Linked DNA regions of Homo sapiens: region 1 is linked to region 2. The links are chromatin contacts, found by Hi-C or POLR2A ChIA-PET in ENCODE. All regions are on one chromosome and are shown on one strand. The core of a region is the stretch at or near the end of the contact, and the rest is flanking DNA. Distances in the headings are between cores, read along the strand shown.

Region 1 (5,795 bases), core at 1,260-3,759, 44 kb before region 2:
AATAGGAGCCCCCAAGTCCAAGGGTCTTGTTGAGAACTGTAGCAGAGTAAGTTCAGCAGTGGCTGTAAACCAAGAAAACACTTATCAAAGGTGCAGGCATAGAAGAGATTCTGGCCGGTGGTTAGTGTTCTTAACCAAAATGATCAAGGTGGCTATGAACCAATTCGATAGCAGTGTGTCTTAACAATGCATACAAGCATGCTCCTAGTGACTTACTTGAGGTTCCTGCCCACAGATACTTTTTCCCTTAAAGCAACTGATGAGGTCTCAAGTCTCTATTTTCAGACAGATGGGATTTTCAGTGAACATTCTTCCCTCATCATTAGCTTGGATCTAGGTGTGCTGATAGGTCGATATCTTCAAATGTTGAATTAATGGTAGCCTGCATACCCTCTCACTGAAGGTGACCCTATTGGACAAATTCTAAAACTGTTCTTCCCATGAAATGATTGAATTCTCAATTTTCACATCTGTATCACTAAATGAATCTCCAGGGAGTTTTTGCTGTACTAGAGATGTGGCCAGTAATGGCCAGTAATGGTGGAATTCTACAACAGGTATTTGGCAAATTATGGCCCATGGGTTACTCTACTTTGCTGCTTGTTTTTCTACGGTCCACCAGTTGAAATGTTTTTCTTTTTGCAGTTTCAAATGTTCGGAAAAAAAATAACTTTTTTTGTTGTTTTTTTGTTTTGTTTTGAGACAGAGTCTTGCTCTGTCGCCCAGGCTGGAGGGCAGTGGCACAATCTCGGCTCACTGCAAACTCTGCCTCCCGGGTTCATGCCATTCTCCTGCCTCAGCCTCCCAAGTAGCTGGGACTACAGGCGCCCACCACCACACCCGGCTAATTTTTTTTATTTTTAGTAGAGATGGGGTTTCACCGTGTTAGCCAGGAAAAAATAACATTTTTGATGTGAAAATTGTATGAAATTCAAATTTCAGTGAGCATATAAAGTTCTACTGGAATTCAGCCACGTTCATTTATTTATTCATTGTCTGTGGCTGCTTTCATGCCACGGCAGAGCTGCATAATTGTGACAGAGTTTGTATGGCTCTCAAAGGCTGAAATATTTATCCTCTGGTCCCTTACAGGAATAGTCTGCTGAACCTGCTCTGGACAATGATAATTTCAGGACTCTGACTCCCTTGACCTTTAAGTTAGCATGGAAAGTGAAGATCATAATGCCATTCCTCCTTTGTCAAGCGTTTGTTCTAAAGTCCAAAGTGTTTCGGGCTCACAATAGGCCTGTGAGTTAGGAAAGGTGGGCATTATTAACTCAATTTTACAGATACAGAAATTAGGCCCCGGAAGTATTGACCAGGCTGAGCTCACAGCAAGCCTGTAAACAGGTACTATTGTTTCCATTTTAATGATGGGAAGATGCAGGCCAGGCATAGTGGCTCACGCCTGTAATTCCAGCACTGTGGGAGGCAGGTAGATCGCTTGAGCCCAGGAATTTGGGGCCAGCCTGGGCAACAAGGCTGAAATCCCATCTCTACAAAGAATACAAAAATTAGCCGGGCATGATGGTGCATGCCTATAGTCCCAGCTACTTGCAAAGCTCAGGTGAGAGGTTCGATTGAGCCCTGGAGTTCGAGGGTACAGTGAGCTGAGATCACACCACTGCCCTCCAGCCTGGACAATAAAGTGAGATCCAGTTTCTTAAAAAAAAAAAAAAAAGGAAAGATGCAGACTCAGACTCAAAGAGATAAAGTAACTTACACAAGATCACTCATTGCTTCAGAAAGGGAGCTGAACTTGGATCTTCTTATCCTGATAAAGTTCCATCCCCCTCCCACCACTTGGCTGCCTCCTGGGTGAAGCATCTGGCCTGTTTCTGAGCTGTCCTTTTTGCAGAGAGGGTTATCTTTGGCTTTAATACTGACACCGCCCCTGAAGAGAAAGTCCTTTGTTTGGTCTTGATCTGGTTTAGGCCAGGAAACACTAGAATACTTTTGAGGTTTCCCCCCATCCCCCTGGGGGCCCTTGGGTAACCCTAGCTTAAGTAGCAGCTCCAGGATGCCAGCAGGTACTTCCCCACGGAAAGCAGACAATTGTCTGGGGTCCTGAAGTTGTGGCTCAAGAGAGCAGGCTCCAGCATGTGGGGGCTTCCATTTCTTTATCACTTCCCACTTCTCTGGCCATCTTCTGTCCTCCTCCTTTTCTTTGTTATTCTCTTTCCATTCCTTCTTGTCTTTGTCATTCTCTTTTCTTTCCTTCTTGTCTTTCTCTGCACATTCTCTAGGTTGAAGCACCTTACCAGTGGCAGCAAAAAGCAGGGCCATTTTAAATTCATACACTGCCAATTTTGCAGTAATGTACAGTTTTATTCTGCCCCTGGAGTTCATTTGTTGAGAGTGTTGCTGTGAATCTGGATTGTCTGCCGGTGGCCTGGAAGGCTGTGAGACTCTGGCTTGTGCCTGCTTGTCCCACCCGCTTCTCTGGCTTCTCTCTGTTCTTTTGCAATTCAGAACCTTGGCACATGCTGTTCCCTTTGCTTGGAATTCTCATCATAAGACCAACTTCCTGTCATCTGCTAGGTCCTGGCTAACAGTCACCTCCTTAGAGTTCAGTGAGGCCTTCCTGGATCCCTCAGTCTAGAGCAGCCCCCTCCTCCCTGTGCTCTGCCAGGTCACCAGTTTATTTTGCTCAGATCACTGTGCCCTGTTATGCTGTCTTCTTACTGCCAAGGATGAACCTGAATGCAGCTCCAGGACCTCCTCTGACTAGCAAGTATGGCAGTAGCTCTAGCATTCATCCCAGTGCTGGGTACAAAATAGGCATCAAGAGTGTTTTGGGATATTATGCTGAGAGAAATAAGACAGGCACAGCCAGACAAACACTGCATGATCTCACTATATGTGGAACCAAAAAAAAATTGGACTCACAGGAGGAGAGTAGAATGGCTGGGGCAGGGAGTGGACTGGGGAGATGTTGGTCAAAGGACACACAATTTCAGTTAGACAGGAGGAGTAAGTTCAAGACATTCAACGTACATCAGGATGACTACAGCGAATAACAACATATTGTACACTTGACTACTGTTAGGACAGCAGATTTGAAGTGTTCTCACCACAAAAATGGTATGTGAGGTAATGCATATGTTAAATAGCCAGATTTAGCGATTCCACAGTGTATACATATACCAAGACAGTGTGTCATACACCATAAGTATATACAATTTTTACTTGTCAAGTAAAAAAATAATAATACATTTGGATAATGAATAAAATTCTTAAAAAATAAAATCCACAAAATAAAAATCATTATAATTTGCAATTCAATGTAGATTATATGCATGTCTATAAAACTATGTATCTATAAAACTATACATATAGTGTATACAGTATGACTATATATTGTATATAGTCAGTTGAAAATATTGTAAGTCAAAAAGTGCATTTTCAACTTCCAGTATTTTCAACCTTCAATGGGTTTATCCAGGCGTAGCCCTGTTGTACGTCCAGAAATGTACTGAATGCCTATTGGAGACAAACAAACACAAAGGAAATAATAAAAGAAGGAAATATGGAGTATTAGAAATGAAGAAAGAACAATAAAAAAATAAGGATAAATAGGCCAGGCACGGGGGCTGACGCCTGTAATCCCAGCACTTTGGGAGGCCGAGGCAGGCGGATCACGAGGTCAGGAGATCGAGACCATCCTGGCTAACACAGTGAAACCCAGTCTGTACTAAAAATACAAAAAAAAAATTAGCAGGGCATGATGACGGGTGCCTGTAGTCCCAGCTACTCAGGAGGCTGAGGCAGGAGAATGGCGTGAACCCAGGAGGCAGAGCTTGCAGTGAGCCGAGATCACACCACTGCGCTCAGCCTGGGAGACAGAGTGAGACTCTGTCTCAAAAAAAAAAAAAAGATAAATATAATAGACTATCCTCTTGAATGCTCTAAATTATGTTAGATGATTGAAACAAAAAGTATAACATTGTCTGATCTGGTTCTCAGTATATGTACAGAAAATATTTAAGCTAATTATACTATAAAGTAGGGGAGGGAAAATGTAACTTAAATGGAGGAAAGGATTCTACACTTTACTCAGACATAAAATGTTGACACTAATGGGCAGTGAAAATTTATATACGTAAAGTGTAAGACCTAGAGCAACCACAGAAATATCTACCCAAAAATATATCCTCAGAAATTTACATACATCAGAATGAAATTCTAAAAAATGTTCAGGTAACCTCAGAAAGGCAGGAAAAGTGAAACAAAGGAACAGAAAATGAGGACAAATGAAAGATAGTAAAATGGCAGAATTAAGCCTTAACATATTAATAGTTAAATTAAATGTAAATTTAATTGCTCTAAATACACCAATTAAAAAACAGATATGGCCAGGTGCGGTGGCTCACACCTGTAATCCCAGCACTTTGGGAGGCTGAGGCAGGCGGATCATGAGGTCTGGAGTTTGAGACCAGCCTGGCCAACATGGTGAAACACTGTCTCTACTAAAAATACAAAAAAAAAAAAAATTAGCTGGGCGTGGTGGTGGGCGCTTCTAATCCCAGCTACTCGGGAGGCTGAGGCAGGAGAATCACTTGAACCTGGGAGGCGGGGGTTGCAGTGAGCCAAGATCGTGCCACTGCACTCCAGCCTGGTCAAAAAGAGCGAAACTCCATCTCAAAAAAAAAAAAAAAAAAAAATTGGTCCAACTACACATTGACTAAAATAAACTCACCGAATATAATATATTCATTATAACATATCTGATATATTCAAGTATAGGTAGGTTGAAATTAAAGATATGAAAAATTACATATCATGTAACATTAATCAAAAGAAATTAGAAACCACTATATTAACATCATAAAATAAAACAGACTATAGAGCAAAGAAAATTACATGGGACTAAGAAGGACATTACATAATAATGAAATAACAAACCAAGAAACCATGGTAATCTGAAATGTCTGTGCATCCAACAACAGGTCTTCAAAACACGAAGAGCAAAAATTGTTAGAAAAGGCCAGGCGTGGTGGCTCACGCCTGTAATTCCAGCACTTTAGGAGGCCGATGCAGGCAGATCACCTGAGGTCAGGAGTTTGAGACCAGCCTGAACAACATGGAGAAACCCGTCTCTACTGAAAATACAAAATTAGCTGGGTGTGGTGGTGGATGCCTGTAATCCCAGCTACTCAGGAGGCTGAGGCAGGAGAATCGCTTGAACCCCAGGAGGAGGAGGTTGCAGTGAGCCGAGATTGTGCCATTGCACTCCAGTCTGGGCAACAAGAGCGAAACTCCGTCTCAAAAAAAAAAAAAAGGGCTGGGCGTAGTGGCTTACTCCTGTAATCCCAGCACTTTGGGAGGCCGAGGCAGGCGGATCACGAGGTCAAGAGATTGAGACCATCCTGGCTAACATGGTGAAACCCCATCTCTACTAAAAATACAAAAAATTAGCCGGATGTGGTGGCGGGCGCCTGTAGTCCCAGCTACTGGGGAGGCTGAGGCAGGAGAATGGCATGAACTCGGGAGGCGAGCTTGCAGTGAGCCAAGATCGTGCCACTGCAGCCCAGCCTGGGCAACAGAGCGAGACTCCGTCTTAAAAAAAAAAAAAATTGTTAGAAGTGACAGAAAGAGGCCAGGTACAGTGGCTCACGCCTGCAATTCCAGCACTCTGGGAGGCTGAAGCGGGTGGATCACGACGTCAGGTGTTCGAGACCAGCCTGACCACATGGTGAAACCCTGTCTCTACTAAAAATACAAAAATTAGCCAGGTGTGGTGGCGAGTGGCTATAATCTCAGCTACTCAGGAGGCTGAGGCAGGAGAATCGCTT
Region 2 (5,502 bases), core at 1,125-3,624:
ATCTGTGCTGACATTAGTGACTTGCTTGATCAATGAGTTGTGAAAGTAACACTCTGGAACTTCTAGGGTGAGGTCCCATTTGAGTCCAGTCAACCCACGAAACATGAGCCATCATAATAAACTGCTGTTTGCAGTCTTTAAGAATGGGCATAGTTTGTCATGCAGCAATTGATAATCCAAACAGACTCCATTATGCAATAGTCCTTTATTGTACTTATTACTTTCTGGCCTGGACCCGTAGGTTGTGAGCCTGGGAACTCCCACCTTAGAGTTCTGTAATTGCTAGAGATTGATGTCACACACCTATCTCAACCAGCACTTACCCATCAGGAGTGTTCGTAGTGCACACACACATATTCAGCTGGTTTCTGTTGGCCAAACCTTTTTTCCTGGGGAAAGAGGGGCCCTCTCCAGCCCTTCCTAACCTTTATCCACCTCAGAGATATGCAGATGAGTTCCTGAGGCCTGCAGGTGCCCTGCAAAGAGGTGTGCCATGTATACTAAGGCATGTTAATTCAGTTTTTTCTACTTTAATAACTGGATTTCCTTCATATTCCTAAAAGACTTTTAAAGGAAGTTAAGTGAGGGTGTTCCACTTTAGAATTTCTTTCTTTTTTTTTTTTTTGATACAGAGTCTCACATTCTGTCACCCAGGCTGGAGTGCAGGGGCACGATCTTGGCTCACTGCAACCTCCACCTCCCAGGTTCAAGCAATTCTCCTGCCTCAGCCTCCCTAGTAGCTGGGAATATAGGAGTGCACCACCTCGCCTGGCTAATTTTTGTATTCTTAGTAGAGATGGGGTTTCACCATGTTGTCCAGGCTGGTCTCAAACTCCTGACCTCAGGTGATCTACCCACCTCAGCCTCCCAAAGTGCTGGGATTACAGGCATGAGCCACCACACCCAGCCTTACTTTCAAATTTCTAAGGGGTACAGTGGCATCACTGTGGCCATACCCTGGTGGGAGAGCATCTAGGACCTGTGACTGTCACCCTAGGGACCCATCCTGAACCCTCATGCTGCCAGCACATGTCTTCTAGCCCTGCACTCTCTCTGACCTCACCTATCTTCCTTCCTTCCTTCCTCCCTGCATTCTTGCATTTGATCTTCTTTTATCACCAATCTAACCTTTTGAATTTCATCACCAATTCAGTTTCTGTCTTTCTCTCTCTCTCTCCAAGCTAGGCCTCACCCACCTGGCACCACCCTGGGAATGGAGCCCCCTCCAGGAGCCCCCGGTGCTCGGCCCAATTCTCTGTGATCCCTGTACTAGGAGTTAGAAGAACTGGGCCTGCGACTGGTGGTGCCATCAATATATCGACGGCCTTGCAGCAAGATGCTTTAGCTCTGTTTCCTCGTCTGGAGACTTAAGGAGAGGCCTGATTCCTGGGCCACATCCAGCGTCACATTCTGTCTTCCACATTCGCCTCCATTGCTCTACTCTGCGCTTCACCCACGGGCCATGCTTCTCTCTCTCACACCCGGGCCAGCTGCCCAAGGGCCTCCTAAGTGCACCCCATCTGGGATAGGTAGCAATAAGGTTCCACTGCAAATATATTTTATTCTTTTCTTCTTAATATACTATTTGCACTCTACCCTGAACTGTTTCAGAAATCTCAGTGAATAGCTGCAAAGATTAAGCCCAACCTTGCTGTAATTTTGGTATTTCAAAAAAGCAATTGCTTCATCCATCATTTAGCTCCGTTCCACCCTAATCAGATCAAGATCACATAATCACCTTTTTCATAACTCGGCAAAACATTTGAGTTCAAATAATGCCTTTACCAAGACCCTGATCTATTGTTTCCAACAATTAAATAGCATTCGTATCAGAGAAGGCCATCTTTTTCCTGCCCAGGCCAGGGCCCTACTTTGGAGGAGTCATACACAGACAGGAAGCCGCGCCCCTTCCTCTTCCTCCACCTGGCCTCCTTGCCAGGACTTGGCTCCGGAAAAGGCCTCTGTGGTCCTAGCTGCTCCGTCTCTGCTCTGTGGGACCTAGGAGCAGGCAGCGTGGAGCTGTCCATGTCATTTGAGGTCTGGCCTCTGCACAGAATCCGGTCCCTGAGTGGGGCCCTCCCACTCCAGCGTTGATCTCATTCTTCTTCCCGAAACCTGCCGGGCCAGCACGGCTCACAAATGCTATCAGCATTCTGCTTCTTCCCTTGCAGATATGCATGGGAACAACTTCTGAATATAAAGACATTAAACAATGAACATTGTTTGCGATAGAATTAGGGCTAAAGCCTGAGCAAAGAGTTGGACGAAATACATCTTTATCTGCACTGTCTCTGATTTAAACAAGGCATAAGATGTTTGTTCAAAACGCTGGCCATATCTGGCTGTGCCTGCCTTTATGAGTCCCTACCCCGCCCCCTCCCATCAGCAGCTGGGAAAAAATGACGTCTTCTCCTGAAAGCAGATGACTTTCCTGCTCTTCTCAGGACACTCTCCCACCAGCAGCAGCCCCGGGGGGTTTCTGAGGGTGGTTGCTGTGTCCTGCTTAAGCTGCCCTGGCTGCTGTCACCAGGCCGGCCACCATTTCTGGGTGGCACAGGTGGGGAGTGCTGCTTTCCCCCAGTCAGAAGAATTTGGCAATAGCCCCCCATCTTCCCAGGCCTCTCTGATCTCTGGTTCCATTTTAATTGAATCCTTTGCAGAATATGCTGGTAACCGATTATACCAGCAAAGTCATCAGAGTGATATTTACATGTCATTAATAAGGCCAGGGAGGAAGGGATGGTGGGGGAAGCTGTGACAGGGGAAGAGGAGAGGGAGGAGAGCAGCTCAGGGCAGAGTGTGGACTGGGGCCAGGTCCTCAGGTTGTGAGTCTGGAGCGAGTCAGACACCTGGCCGGGGAGGGAAAGTGGATGGGTCTTAAATAGTGAGTTCCTTTCAGCATCGTCCTTTTGTTTCTTGCCCATCCTCAGTATCCTGAGCCCCCAGAGCCCTCTGACCTTCCTGATCATTTCCTTGTGTCTTGCAGATAAAAGAAGAAGGCAACCTGCATTTGTGTGCAAGCCTGTGTTTGCCTGCGGCCCTCATGCCCTCTGTCCCCACACCTAGATGGATGCTTCCTGAAAAGGTGTTCTCAGTAGCCACTGTGCTCCTCCGGTGGAACCCCTACCCCCCCACTGTCTGCACAATCCATCTGAGAAACCACACACGTGAGAAGGGGCACAGGATCAGCCAGGCAGATAAGGAGCCATGGCTTGCTGCAGCGGGGGACCCTCCTCACTTTGAGGGTAGCGGCCTTGTTGATAGTCGCATCTTCCTCAGCACCTGCGTGTACGGTCCTGTCCGCTGGAATGGCTCCTGCACACTGGAATGGGAGAGGGTGAAGTCTTTTCTGGGAGTTGCTTTCCAGGGAGGTCAAAGAACCCAGCTGTGCTCTAACTTTTTTTTTTCATTGATTTAGAAATATTTCAGGGAAATGGGGTCCAAACAGTGGCACAGAGTAAACATTAATAATAAGGGACCTACGATGTGAGTGCTGTAAACACGCCCAGGCCCCTGCATGCCTTGGACTTACGGGCTTTTCTGCCTGCCCATCATGGTAACTCCACTGAGCCTGATGGGCATGACCTAAATAGGGCACCTATTTAGCTTTCCTCATAGGAATGGGTGCTTGGCTCCATACACACATCTGTAATAATCAGGCGCCCTGATCACAATACAGCGGTGCAGCAGGAATACGCACGCTCCGTTCAGCGAGCACCCTGAAAACCATTACACTGCTAATTATAAACACAGGCTGCCAAAGCCCAGCTTCCTTCTATTCTTCTTACATCCTGCAGATGGCCAAACTTAGGAACTCGTCATCTGATTCCCCTGGAATGGCAGCTGGTGGCTTGATCTGTCAGTGTTTGGGGTTGGGGCTGGATAGAATCTGTGATAGACCAGGTCTCTAATCACAGTGTGGTTTCCATCTCTAAATGGTCAAGGTAACATGGCACATCCCTCTGGTCTTGGCAAGAAAAAGAGCAGACCTCTTGGAACCCACAATGGAGCACTGCAGGTAGATAAATATGTAACCCTTTTTGTTCCTTGGGTGTCCCCAGCTCTACTATAGTTTTGTTCCAAAGGACCTTCCTGCCTTTGAATGTGACTCCCCAGAGTTGGGAGAGTTGCTTAGAAATGGTATGGGCTGATCATTTCATCAACCCAGAGGCATAAGCATGTGAACTTGGTCTAAACAGTCTTTTTTAAAACCAGAGCTTGGGATCAACTTTCAAGAACTATGGTGATTGGCTCCCTCCAGTCACCACAGTTCTTGAAAGTTGCATGGTGACAGCTCAGCCTCCTCCCTCCTGACTGGGTGCAGAGCATTGAAACTGTGTCCTTCCAAGCCCTGGGGAACAGAGCTGATTAATGGGTCTGGATATTTTTTTTCATTATTATTTTTAATATGGCTGGAAATCTGGCAGGCTGCAGGTATCCAGCAGAGAATCAAAATGAGAAAATGTTTAATACTGTTGGTTCAGGTTTCTAAGAGCAGAGGAAGGATTAAGGACTTGGGGGTCAAAGAAGTGCTTTAGATGCTGCATTGCCCTTCCTAGCTGTGTGACCTCAGGCGGGTTCCTTAATCCCTCTGGGCTCCAATATTTTCTTCCTGTAAAATGAAGCTTGTTTTGGGAGCTTTTCCATTATTATTATTATTCTTTTTTTTTGAGACTGTCACCCAGGCTGGAGTGCAGTGGCGCAATCCCGGCTCACTGCAACCTCCGCCTCCTGGGTTCAAGCAATTCTCTGCCTCAGCCTCCCGAGTAGCTGGGATTACAGGTGCCCACCATCATGCCCGGCTAATTTTTTGTATTTTTACTAGAGACATGGTTTCACTATCTTGGCCAGGCTGATCTTGAACTCCTGACCTCATGATCTACCCGCCTCAGCCTCCCAAAGTGCTGGGATTACAGGCGTGAGCCACCGCGCCTGGCCGGGCTTTTCCATAGTTAATACTAGCTATTAAATCATTTGACCCCTATTGGCTGTCCACTCATGCTAGGGGATGTTCCAGTTGTTGAAGACAAAACATCAGGTCTCCGCCCTCAGCGGGAGAGCAGGGCACAGACGTGTCCACCAGCAAACAGCATTGTCTTACAGTGCACCAGACACAGCTGCACCTCCCAGGTCCCCTCAGGAAAGAGCTTGCAGAGAGCCATCTTACCAGGGTCTCACCCTTCCTGGGCAACTTGCAGTCAGTTACCCAGCAAGGAGAGGGTATAAAGGCCCAGCCATTTGGCCATTTTGGCCCCACCCAGGATAACACTGAGGGTGATTTGTGCTCCAGACCCCCCCTGCTGGCTTGGTAGGGCCTGAGTTGCATTTGGACTTTTTCTACCCAATCCTGCTTTGTCCTCTCCTTTTGAAAACAGGTGCCCATCTGCAAAGCCCATCCTGTCCTCCAAACTCCAAAGTAGCTTCTACTTTCAGAGAACCCGACCGCCATCTAGCAGAGGGGCAAGCAAGGACAACGAGGTGTCTGAGTGGAGGCAGGCACTC

The links. A loop is a pair of places that touch in the nucleus more often than their neighbours do. ChIA-PET counts read pairs that join two places held with the same protein, here RNA polymerase II (POLR2A). Pooled maps may share reads with other maps.
Region 1: a loop to region 2 is called in a map of heart right ventricle, with 2.6 times the contacts of the local background. The contact joins two enhancer-like sites. A Hi-C loop is called at or near these places in 5 of 168 maps with a recorded cell type or tissue (Caco-2, heart left ventricle, heart right ventricle and 1 more), 1 of 37 single-sample maps with no recorded cell type and 5 of 50 pooled maps. POLR2A ChIA-PET finds 5 or more read pairs at or near these places in 3 of 52 experiments (H1, PC-9 and WTC11).

The regions. Positions count from the first base shown.
Region 1 is chr18:7,411,370-7,417,164 of GRCh38, reverse strand. No RefSeq gene overlaps it. Among named protein-coding and RNA genes, the nearest start is that of PTPRM, 150 kb to the left of the region's middle. Within about 2 kb of position 2,509, at least 7 of the 41 ENCODE cell types and tissues checked have a DNase peak (open chromatin) inside an H3K27ac peak, as active enhancers do; they include heart right ventricle, where a contact is called at or near this core.
Region 2 is chr18:7,367,471-7,372,972 of GRCh38, reverse strand. No RefSeq gene overlaps it. Among named protein-coding and RNA genes, the nearest start is that of LRRC30, 140 kb to the right of the region's middle. Within about 2 kb of position 2,374, at least 15 of the 41 ENCODE cell types and tissues checked have a DNase peak (open chromatin) inside an H3K27ac peak, as active enhancers do; they include heart right ventricle, where a contact is called at or near this core.